Regions from separate parts of the Mus musculus genome. Here all the other regions are linked to region 3. A link is a loop called in an ENCODE intact Hi-C map of the cell type or tissue named here. Cell type or tissue: left cerebral cortex. All regions are shown on one strand. Region 1 has its middle 39 kb from the start of Gm41386. Region 2 holds the start of Gm41385 (a long non-coding RNA gene). Region 3 has its middle 100 kb from the start of 9430014N10Rik.

The links. Hi-C counts contacts between places; a loop is a spot of excess contacts. Peaks named below come from ENCODE experiments on the same cell type or tissue, not always from the same donor. Only the 100,000 strongest peaks of a DNase experiment are listed, where the experiment ranks them.
Region 1: a loop joins it to region 3, with 5 times the contacts of the local background. A loop is called at or near these places in 2 of 42 quality-filtered maps.
Region 2: it touches region 3 in a loop (5-fold over the local background); 2 of 42 quality-filtered maps call a loop at or near these places.

What each region holds. Positions count from the first base shown.
Region 1 is chr15:93,749,342-93,753,341 of GRCm38, forward strand. No RefSeq gene overlaps it. Among named protein-coding and RNA genes, the nearest start is that of Gm41386, 39 kb to the left of the region's middle. In left cerebral cortex, CTCF peaks have their summits at 1,858 and 2,708; DNase peaks (open chromatin) are centred at 1,739 and 2,687; H3K27ac peaks cover 614 bases.
Region 2 is chr15:93,608,289-93,612,288 of GRCm38, forward strand. Gm41385 (a long non-coding RNA gene) reads left to right here and starts at 3,424. Exons shown (of 5, transcript XR_001781750.1): 1 at 3,424-4,000. In left cerebral cortex, no CTCF peak of the experiment used is centred here; DNase peaks (open chromatin) are centred at 2,239 and 2,748; H3K27ac peaks cover 1,050 bases.
Region 3 is chr15:93,822,938-93,826,937 of GRCm38, forward strand. No RefSeq gene overlaps it. Among named protein-coding and RNA genes, the nearest start is that of 9430014N10Rik, 100 kb to the right of the region's middle. In left cerebral cortex, no CTCF peak of the experiment used is centred here; DNase peaks (open chromatin) are centred at 2,135 and 2,422; H3K4me3 peaks cover 1,041 bases; H3K27ac peaks cover 2,277 bases.

The DNA.
Region 1 (4,000 bases), 74 kb before region 3:
CCTGTCTAGGGAATGGTACTGCTCACAGTCAGCTAGGGCTTCTCATATCAGTTAACCTAATTAAGACAATGTCTCACAAATATGCTCTTAGGCCAAACCAACATATATAGGCCCTCATGGAGACTCTTCCCAGAGGAGTCTTGGTTGTATCAAGTTGATGGTCAAAGCTAACCATGATGGATGGTTAATCACGATGGTCTGATTGACGGATCTGGGATTGACTAAGACATAGCATTGAGCAGATCTGTGAGGGCACCTTGGAGGTGGTGAGGGGATAAGACCCTCTCTTAGGTACAGTGACCCAAGAAAAGAGCAGCTTTACTTGCCTACTGGTTTTTACTTCTTGCTTTTGAAGGTATCTATCCTGCGCCACTGTTGCAGCCACCACCGCTACTGCCGAAGTTTGCTGACATCAGAATCCGGGATCTTTTTGACTTAAAATGTAGACTGGAGACCACTGACTATCCAGGATTCTTCCAAGTAGTCAGCACCATGTTGGGACGTCCAGCTTTATGGACCGAGAAGCTACAGGGTTCTCGCCTCTCTAGCATGGAGACAGCCAGTGTTGGACTATTCGACCTCCATTGTGTAAGGCATCCTCATGATTCTTCTTTTCTGAGATATATCTCACATATACTGATGGATATGTGTTCTCTGTCTCTCTTTCTGTCTCTGTCTCTCTCTCTTTCTCTCTCTCTCTCTCAGTTCTCTTCCTTTACCGAACCCTGTCCTACCGAAAGCTCTCTTTCTGTAGCACTTCATCTAGTTTTCCTCTTCCTCTTCCTCTTCCTCTTCCTCTTCCTTCTCCTCCTCCTCCTCCTCCTCCTCCTCCTCCTCCTCCTCCTCTTCTTCTTCTTCTTCTTCTTCTTCTTCTTCTTCTTCTTCTTCTTCTTCTTCTTCTTCTTCTTCTTCTTCTTCTTCTTCTTCTTCTTCTTCTTCTTCTCCTTCTTCTCCTTCTTCTTCTTCTCCTTCTTCTTCTTCCTCCTCTTCCTCCTCTTCTTCTTTCCTTCTCCTTTTCTCCTTCTCTCTCTCTCTCTCTCTCTCTCTCTCTCTCTCTCGTTTGTTATTTGATATGAGGTGGGACTTCAACTAAACAAAAGAACTTGGGGAGTATTATGCTAAATGATGCTAAGTGAAATAAGATAGGTCCATAAAGAGACATATTGTGTAACTTGATTTATATGTAGAATAGAAGACATTCAATTTCATGGGAGCCAAAAATAGGAATGGTGGCTACCAGTGGGTTGGAAATAGCAGGTTAGGAAGATGCTGGTCAAAAGACATGTGAGTTTCAGTTAGAGAGAAAGATGCAGGGCTTTTGTTTTCTTTTGTTTTTGTTTGTTTGTTTTTTTTTTTTTAACACACCAGAGTCTCATTTAGAAAAAAATGGATGCAGCTCTCAAGAGGCACTGCTCATCTTGGTGTAAATTTAACAGGAAGAGGAAACATTTAAAGTGAGACACGAAAAGATAGAATACATTCTGAGGTGGAAAGACTACTTCTAGGTTTTTTGTTTTTTTGTTTTTTTTGAAGGTGTGCAAGGCAAAGTGAGCACTCTCTTTCTGTTGATTTCTTTGGCTCAAGGCTCACAAGGGTGCATAATTTGAAGGTGTGCAAGGCAATGGTTGTATGCCTGACATCCTCTCACCACATAATTTTCTGTTCCACAGTGGGCAGCGATGCCATCTGTAATCTCCTCTGAGTGCTTTTACACCCCTGCTTTCTCCACCCGGCTCCAAGGCGAGGCCCTGCTGTTGCTCAACCAGATCGAAGGTTTCGCTGCGTCTGCTTGTAGAGATTGACATCAGCAGCCCAGAGGGCAGACAGAAAATAGCTGCTGGCAGGAAATGAGCAGTTCTGGTGCTGACCGATAGAGGGGAAGGAAATGGGTAGACAATTAGGGAGATCCTTATGAACACTTTGCTTTAGTGATTAAAGAAAAATATTCGGGATTATTGACATCTACAAAAAACTGTATATTTCTTCAGTTAGATTCTCATATTCTTTCCTCACACTGAAAATTAGATTTTTGCTTCAGTGAGACCGTCACATTTTTATTTCTCCTCCAAGTAACATAGTTTAAAGCTACAGTAATAGAGTTGAAATTATCCTTTATCTATATTTTAAATGAATGTTCTTAGCATGTGAAACATTATCTTTTTGGGATTTAAATATCACTGTGTATCGTATTCCAGCTTGGGAAATTTCAGCATTCAGAGCACACTTTCCAAGCTTAGAGCTTAGTGTGTCAGCTGAACACTGAATTTTTAAAAAGTACGTGTCACTTATTTACGGACTGCCAGAAAGCAAGAGAGGGAAAGAGGTTTCAGCTGAAGTTGATTTTGGAAAAATCTGCTTTTCAAAAAAAAAAAAAAAAAAAAAGAGTCAAACACATCTTGCGTGTACAAACAGGTGAGAGATGAACTGTAGGGCAAGAGTTTGCTGATGTGGTGTGGCTGGCAGAGGGGGAGGGAAGAGGCGGTGTCCTCTCAGGATCTCCGCTTCCATCCCCCTGGTCACCCACAGCGCGGTGGTCAGGTCTCCATTTACCACAGTCTAGGGATGGCCACGGTAGAGCTCAGTACGGAGAAGACCATCTTTCCTGTGAAGAGATCTGCTCCTCAGTGCTTCGCACTGGAAAAGGCCTTCCCGGGAGACCTGCAGGCGTCACGTCATGAGTAAAACATTCCACCCACTCACTGTGCAACAGCGGCGCATGCAGCAGAATGGCAGGTTCCTGCCGGTAGTCTTGCCTGGTTTGTGGAAGCTGAGTTTGGAACTTTATCGCACTATACTACCAACAAATGAAGGGTTTTTTTTTTTTCTCTTTCTTTCCAAACTGAATTCTTCTCTGTGAATATAGCTCTAAGCTATCCTGTATAACCAGAAAAAGCACAGACAAAAAGACGTTTTTTTACTATCCGACGCTACGGTTTAATGTGGGTGTCTTGCGTTTTATATCATCAGTTCAGATCAGCTGAAGATCCATGCTCTAGATTATAAGACCTTATTCTGTACACAGAGGGGTGGGGAAGAAGAGATTTGTGGGTAACATGCACACACACACACACACACACACACACACACACACACAGGAAGATCCATGCTCTAGATTATAAAACCCTATTCTATACACAGAGGGGTGGGGAAGAAGAGATTTGTGGGTAACATGCACACACACACACACACAGAGACACACACAGACACACATGTACACCTACAAAGATCTACATACATCTTCAGTTGGCTTCTCATATTCTTTTTAATTTAATTTTATTTTAATTAGGTATTTTCTGTATTTACATCTGCAATGCTATCCCAAAAGTCCCCCCATACCCTCCCCACCACTGCCCTACCCACCCATTCCCACTTCTTGGCCCTGGCGTTTCCCTGTACTGAGGCATTTAAAGTTTGCAAGACCGATGGGCCTCTCTTCCCACTGATGGCTGACTAGGCCATCTTCTGATACATATGCAACTAGAGACATGAGATCTGGGGGTACTGGTAAGTTCATATTGTTGTTCCACCTATAGGGTTGCAGACCCCTTTAACTCCTTAGGTACTTTCTCTAGCTCCTCCATTGGGGGCCCTGGGATCCATCCAATAGCTGACTATGAGCATCCACTTCTGTGTTTGCTAGGTCCCGGCATAGCCTCACAAGAGGCAGCTATATCAGGGTCCTTTCAGCAAAATCTTGCTAGTGTATGCAATGGTGTCAGCGTTTGGAGACTGATTATGGGATGGATCCCTGGGTATGGCAGTCTCTAGATGGTCTATCTTTCGTCTCAGCTCCAAACTTTGTCTCTGTAGCTCCTTCCATGGATGTTTTGTTCCTAATTCTAAGAAGGGGCAAAGTGTCCACACTTTGGTCTTCGTTCTTCTTGAGTTTCATGTGTTTTGCAAATTGTATCTTATATCTTGAGTATTCTAAGTTTCTGGGCTAATATCCACTTATCAGTGAGTACATATCATGTGAGTTCTTTTGTGATTGGGTTACCTC
Region 2 (4,000 bases), 210 kb before region 3:
GGGAAGGAGACGTGACTGAGTCCTGACTGTATTCAATATAGCTCTGGGTGTCAAAACCCCAAGGCAGGAGGTACAGCGGCACATTGCTCGTCTGAGTTCATGAAATTCAAATGTGCTCTTTATCTAAGAACTCCTTTCCTTTAGTCGTTCATTCATTTATCAAATGCTTTTGGATGGCCTATGTTTTAGGGTTTTACTTCTGTGAGCAGACACCATGACCAAGGCAACTCTTATAAGGACAACATTTAATTGGGGCTGGCTTTCAGGTTCAGAGGTTCAGTCCATTATCATCAAGGTGGGAGTGTGGCAGCATCCAGGCAGGCATGGTGCAGGAGGAGCTGAGAATTCTACATCTTTATCTGAAGGCTGCTAGCAGAATACTGACTTCCAGGCAGCTAGGACAAGGGTATTAAAGCCCATACCCACAGTGACACACCTACTTCAACAAGGCCACACCTCCTAATAGTGCCACTCCCTAGGCTAAGCATATACAAACCATCACAGCCTCCTAGGTCCCCAGTGCTGTAGTTGGTGCTGGGGATTCAGTAACTCTCAATGAAGACTCTTCAAGTATTTGGCAATTGCAGTAGAGCAACAATAGTGCTGTATTCTGTAGCTGCCGGACTTAATATGGTAACAAGTAGTCTTAGTTAGGATTTTACTGCTGTGAACAGACACCATGACTAAGGCAACTCTTATAAGGACATTTTCTTGAGGTTGGCTTACAGATTCAGAGGTTCAGTCCATAATCATCAAGGAGGAAGCATGGCAGCATCCAGGCAGGCATGGTGCAGGAGGAGTTGAGAGTTCTACATCTTCATCTGAAGGTCACTAGGAGAAGACGGTCTTCCATGTGGTTAGGACAGAGGGTCTCAAAGTCCACCCCCACAGTGACACACTTCCTCCAACAAGGCCCTACCTACTCCAATAAGGCTAATACCTACTCCAACAAGGTTATATTTCCTAATAATGTTACTTCTTGGGCAAAGCATGCTCAAACCACCATGCAAGTATCTGCTCTCTTATCACATTTTCTTCCTTTAATTCCACCAGCCACTCAGAAATGAGAAGTCACTTAGCTATACAGCAACTGCTGTACATGGAGGCCTCCGCCTCCTTCGTTCTCTGCTTTGCTGCCATTATTCAATTCCTCCATGCAGAAACTCAAACGAGGTGTTTAGCTTAGAGGTAAACCAATTCAGTCTCCCTTTGGCCTCAGTACTCCTCTCCAAGAGGAGGGGCCACCCAGGAATCGCTTTCAGCCTTTCCCTGTGAGGGTGTCATGACCTTTAACCCTGTTTACACTCACATACATTCACACCTTTCCCTCCACACTGCAGGCTCCACAGGGAAGGGATATATTGGCTGGCCTTGGTTCAATGGCTCCATGTCGATGGGGGGAGGGGAGGTAACTCGGAAGACTTTTCTTGAGTAAAGATATTTGATCATTTGTTTATGTAAGTAGCATTAGTTATCAGACCATCACCAAATTGCACTTTTAAAATTAGTGCCATAAATATTATCGATCGATGTGAATAAAATTGCTAGGTAACTGCCGATCTTTTTTTTTTTTTTTTTTTTTTTTTACTGAGTGCAATTTGATTTTTTTTTGTTTTCTTTTAGATTAAAACCAACCACATAATGAATTCACTGATAGGTATATGGCACAATCTTAAGCTATGCCATTACATAAGATTTGGGATTGTGAATCTTAGCAGTTACTCTACCTTCCACCTCTACAGTGCTGGAGACCTGAACGAACCCCCAAAAGTGTTGATAAATTAATGAGAGACTGACGGAAGGAAGGACGGATGATTCTTAAAGAGCACTCTTAAATTTCATGGCCATAAACTCTACCAAGGAGGGTGAGGATGACAACCGCTAAGAGCCCCAAGGTTTGGAGATAAATGGTCTTCCGGAAAATTCTTTGGCAAGAATTCCAGTCAACTCGCAAAGCTCATCTCCCTCCACGGGGAGTGTCCACAGTGAATGTGTTTTGCATTACCGAATGATCTCGCTTGTCATTTGTATGCTTCTGCTTTGGCGTCGAAGTCCGTTACTCCACGCACATCAGGCATTCAGTGAGCTCAGGCTTGCTCCGTTCCCACAATCCCTCTCTCTTCTCTCCTGTTGTCTGTGAGTGGAGGCCGGAGGCGGAGAAGAGAGCGGGGATTGTGTTGCTATTGCCCTGTTTCCGTGGAGGACGAGTGTTCTGGGACAGATGGGGAGAAAGTGACACATCCGTGTTCCAGAGTCCCGGGAGTGGGCTGTGGTGTATGTGGGAGACCTGGCAAACTAGTTCGGAGCTAAATCCAAACGTTGCTTGCTGGCTGCTGACTTTTTGTTCGGGGGCTCTAATTTTAGACATGAATATTCGAGGATGGGACTATGTTTCATGTATGTTAAACGCATGCTCAGAGCCTTTATGTTGGTGCCTAGAGACACCCTGGGGCCTCTCATTCTTCAAAACAGCGTTCTACTCCGGTTTCACGGCTTTCCAGCTGAGCTATGGCCCTTGGGCCCAAGGCTGGGATGCTCTCCCAGCCCTGCTAATACGGGCTTCCTGCTTTGAGCGGTTCATCATGCTCGGTTCACTTCTGCAACGACGCTTCATTTTCTCAACATACCGTTTATATTTAGGAGACACGGTGGCTGTGGTGATATGTAACAGACACACAGGAACTTTACAACACCCAGGGCGCTGGACTCCGAGTCTGGGAGATGTTAAGGAGAGGATCTGTCTTTCCCCTGAGAGCCTGGTTTTAAACCGTTCCTTGCTTTAGGCAGAGAAGGAACAACAGCCAAAGAAGCAGATTGCGGTGACGCTCATTCCAACGATGACACAGGCTTTGCCCGCAGCCCGGTCAGCCAAGCCTCCTCTTCCCACAACCCGACCCAACCCCCCAGAATGTTTGTGACGACAATGATCAGAGAGCGAGAGCTTAAGAGGACTTACTTTAAGAGCTGTAACTCAGCAGGGTCAGCTTCCAAAACAGGTAGAAAGAGCCGTTTCCAAGGCCACTACACCTGCCCTGGGCCTTTTTTAAAAAATCAGGCCTGTATTCTGCATATTCAATTATTCAGGCTTTGTCTCTCACAAATAACCTTAAACAATTTTTTACATAAATTAAAATAAATATATAATAATCATCAATAAAAGAATTTATTATTCCTTAAGTATTTTCTTATCTTCTATATTTTTCTCCCTATTCCCCTCCATACAACGCTTTTTCTTCTCTTGTGTCAAATGTATTCCTCTACTATTCTTCTCTTGTTCAGATTCTCTCTCTTTTCAGACCCTTACCTGATGTTCATCTCCCCCTTTAAACATCCATGTTGTTCTCCCTCTCCCCCTCCCCCTCCTCCCTCCCTGCTTCCCTCTCGGCTAACATGGCGCTGGTATTTTGCTTGTGATCTCACCCACTCCCACTTAGTTTCTGGTTCAGTCACAGAGGAGTCACTATTATCCTGTCTTCCAGTGGGTCACCAGCTACTCATTACCCAGAATGCTTTGCTCATCATGGTTGGCTCCCAGCAGCTTAGAAGGAATAGGATCCAACACTTCCTGTATGTTAAGGATATGCATCTGGGCCCATTAGAATTCTCTCCTTGGGTTTGGAAGTGTGGATTCTGTATCTCTTTAAAAAACGTAATATTTGATCTTGGGGACCCTGGGCAGCCGTTTTATACTCATGAACGGAGAGAGCGGCACCGCGCTAAGAAGGAGGTGGGAGAGTTGTAATGAGCGTCTGGCGCTCTCTTCTCCCCTTCTAGCCCTCTGCTCCTGCACTTGGGCTTTGGGATAAAGTCATCCATCTGCCCCTCTTTGTGACCAGAGCGAGTGAGTGGCTTTTTAATGGAAAGACGACTTCAAGCATCTCTGTATCCAGACGCGGCTGCAAAAAGCAGGGCAAAGCAACAGACAAAAGGACAGAGGTGTATACAAACGGTTGGGAAACTGGACCGTTCCTTTGTTCCTTTCTGGGAAGTTTACAGCAAG
Region 3 (4,000 bases):
AACACACAGTGCACATAGATACGTATGAGCAAACATTCATACACAGTTTTTTTTTTTAAAGCAACTTAAGTTGCCCTATGAAGGTGGGTTTATGAGGAGTTCCGTGAGAACATTAGCCCCCAAGGCTAGAAACTCCATACAGTCCCGTTTGTTGAGCTACACAACACGGGCTACAAGCTACAGTGATGGTCAGTCTATGCTTTTGATAAAGCGCATCATTTAAAAGTCATGTTTGCTTGCCTTCTATTGCCATGACTGATAACATAGGATCGGTAGGCAGTCACTTAAGATGCAAACAAGCCTCTACAGCTTCCTGGATGTAGAATACTGGGTTTCATAAGCAGCGATCTGCTTGATTACAGCGTGAAAAGGTAACTCCAAAAACTGTATTCCGACTTTGGACATCAAGGATTCAAACTCGTCTTCACTCTGAACAGATTTTCTCTCAGTTGCATCTGCCCATCGTAGCTGAGTTCTTTATAGAATGACACAAAAGAGGCCTTATCCATCTGGGCCACTTGGAGGTTGCCATGTAATCCCGCATCTCATTTTGGTCTTCGTAAGAAGACATAGTTCTCTCCTGTCTAGGTTCAGATTGTCTCTCTAGACGAGAACCAAATTGCCAAGGTCTATCCTGAGAATAGAGATTCCAAAAAGTTAAAAACGTGCTTTTGACTATTGAAGCACTTATGAAATACTGATTTTTTTGCAGTGTGTATTATGTGTTTCTATTGCTAACAAATATGGCAGGCTAATAGCCTCAAAGAGAACAGGTAGCAATCCAACGAAGTGGCCCATTGAGTTCCAAGGACTAGGAAGAAAATTTGGTGTTAAGCTCCATTGTCCAGGAATATCAAAGCAATTATATTTTCATTTAAAACACCATTCTAGTTATATATCCAATCCTGAAACATCTGTTAAAATGTGTTCTGGGAATGACCCTACTGAAAGTCGTTTTCTGTGGCTGAGTGAGTTCTGTATGCTTCATCATCCCTTTTGAAGATACAATCATTTCATGTAAAAATTTCAGGTCAGCCTTCTAATAAAACTCCCTTACCACTGCCTCAGCTAAACAAACTACCTTTCCATATGGCAAATTTTGTGTATAGCAACCTTTTGTGTAATCGTGAATTCATTAACTCCATAGGGAACTATTTTTTGAAAAACCCTGTCTAACATGTCGAACCTTGGAGCTCTCTGGATTTTTAGTTCTACACGTCTGTGCATGGTGTAGCCATTTTTATGGGTGAAAAAAAAAAGGTTCTTGTGGGAAGTACGTATGATGTCTAGTTTTGACTCTCTGTCCACTGAGGATTTATAATGAGCTGAGCAGAGCAAGACCCACAGAGCTGAGAAGCTTAGCAGGTACGTTGGGAGGTCCTGATGAGAAGTCAGGAAGGAGCAGGATGCTAGACCTAGGAGACAGAGAATGTTGTCCTCAGTCAAGCTTGTCCTGAGCCTTTGGAATCTCTACACTAAGACCTTGGCAACTGGTTCCCTATCTAGAGAGACAATCTGGATTTGGAGTAGAATGGACTATATCTTATTATGAAGGTTTAAACGAGATTCAGGATTGCATGGCAATCTTCAAGTGCCCCGGATGGATAAGGCTATCCATCATGACATGTATTCAGATTACAGTAGAGTCTTAAGAGATCACTCACTGGAAGGTAACACCCACAAGGCAGAACTGTTTTGTCAGAACGAAGAATTTAACCACAGAGACAACCTATGCACCACAAAAATAATCAGATAATAATTGCAGACAGGATGTAATTAGCCTCCCGAGAGGCTCGGGCTATAAATACTCTGGGACGGAGAGAAAGAAACCAGCCTGAATGGAGCTGGGAGAAAGCTTGCTATTCTGAGCATTCCTCACAAAGGGCAGCTTTAACTCGTCTCCATTACCACGTGGCAAGACAACAGCAGTCTCAAAGGGCCTTATGCTTAACAGACTTATTTATTGCTGTGTTTCAGACCCGTGTTCCTGGCTAGTCTGGAAGGAGAAGAGACTATTTCCTGACATCTGCAGAACAGTGCTGCTAGCCGAGTATCTTTACAGTGGAGCCGCTACAGTTCTCTGTTTCCAGAGGGCTTTATGTAACGTGTAGGCACATGACATAATGGGTCCGCGGCTCAGGAGCGCATCTGAAACGCCTTTGGGATGCAGTTGGAGAAACTGGCAGAGTTATGGCAAGAGATCAGTGAGGTAGGGTGGACTCTAAGTAAGCCGATTCCTTGCAAGCATCAGAGAGAAGAGAGTTAACAGGGACCGCGGCTTTAACTAGGAGAGGAAAGTGGGATACAATCTGGAAGCAGGTCTGCAGGACAACTGAAGTGGCAGAGATTAACATATGGAAACCAGACAGCAAGCTAGGATCAGAAGAGGGAAAGAGCCTCGTGGGGGGTAAATATAGCTGCAGATAAGGAGGGTGGGAATATTGGATGGGGATTTACTTCCGGCTTTGGAAAAATCCAGGGGGAAGCTGGTAGAAGTATGTAGTCCTCTCATCTTCAGGAGGGTTATGTAATATGGAAGTGCTAAACTTGGCCCGTGTAAAATACTGGCATCCCTTTCCGTGTTATTTTTAAACTCGCTGTTTTTCATTCATTAAGCACAATTGAGCTATCAAGTCCTGCGTAACCCAGGCGGAGCGTAACCCCTACCACCGGAAGGGCAGTGTATCAGCCACGTTGTCATGACAGATCTGCTCTCGGAGATGCTGTCTCGCAAAGTGCGATGTGTCTCCCACACTTTCCAGAGAGAAGCAATACTCCTTAGGAGCCACACAATAACGCATATGGAAATGCATGTGTTTTCTGGAGGCTGAGAGGAGGGGGTGGGGGAGGGGGTGGGAGTGGGGGATGGGTGAGCTGAGCTACTTGCCTGACAGATCTGTGAGTTCTGAAAGTTGACAAGTTTGGGGGAAAACTATTCCAGGTAGGTGAGGGGAGAAGGAACATGCATTCAATTAGCAGTCGTATTGGGTATATACCCCGTTCTTTTAACTCGGCACTTTTAATATCGGATAGAGAGCTGGAGGCACGAGGAGCAGAAGAATATCCTTAGCAGACAAGCATTGCTGTCACCGATCTTGCTTACCCCCTGTGCATCTTTGCCTATGTCAATATTTTATATTATTAGCGGTATTTCCACTAATTGATGCCATTCTCAGTCCTTACTCTTGCTAACCCTCCAAATGAAGGCGCTCTTAAAATGTTGTCAAGTTCAATCAGCGTCCTTCCTTAAGTGGTCTCAGGGTAAATGGATAAAGATCTGTTGGTGATTGACATGCTGTGGTATTAAAACTTACAGAGGCTGCCCCAAGATGTTATGCTAGAGAATGCCTCTGAAGTGAGGGGGGATTGTCCGGTGGTCTTGGTGCTGCTGTGGGTATGAGATGCAGGAGGAACACGTTCTAACTCCTGCTGCTAAAGCCCAGCGAGCTCTGCTGACCACGGCAGCGACGGATACAAAGGACATTTGTATTAACTGCAGGGTGACCCCCTGAAGTCGTAAGTCCAAACATACAGACATAGCATTTCATCAGTACAATCTAGTTCCACTTCAAGTGGAGGAAGAACGTCCTTTGTAAAGTTGGAGGCTGACCTGTTCCCCAATGCTTTCAAGCTGAAGGCTTGGCCCTCATTTTAGTTATTTCGAGGTAGTAGACATGTCAAGAAATGGGGCCTATGGGCAGATTTTTTTTCAGTACAGTGGATGTGACCTTGAAGAATTCTGTGGACCCTTTTCTTTTTCTTTGTCTTTTTCACACATGTGAGTTAATGGTTGCTCAACCATGGACTGCCCCTCCATGATGTGTGAACAGCTACAGGCGTCAGAGGAATCGGCCAACAAACCATGTCCAGGAAGCCTCTGGAAGCCTGTACCAAAGCCAACTCCCTTTCTTCTAAAGGAGTTATCTTAGATGTGAAAATGTGACTACATTCACCATCTTTTATTGAATAGGTATTATACAGGATATGCAATATGCCTTCT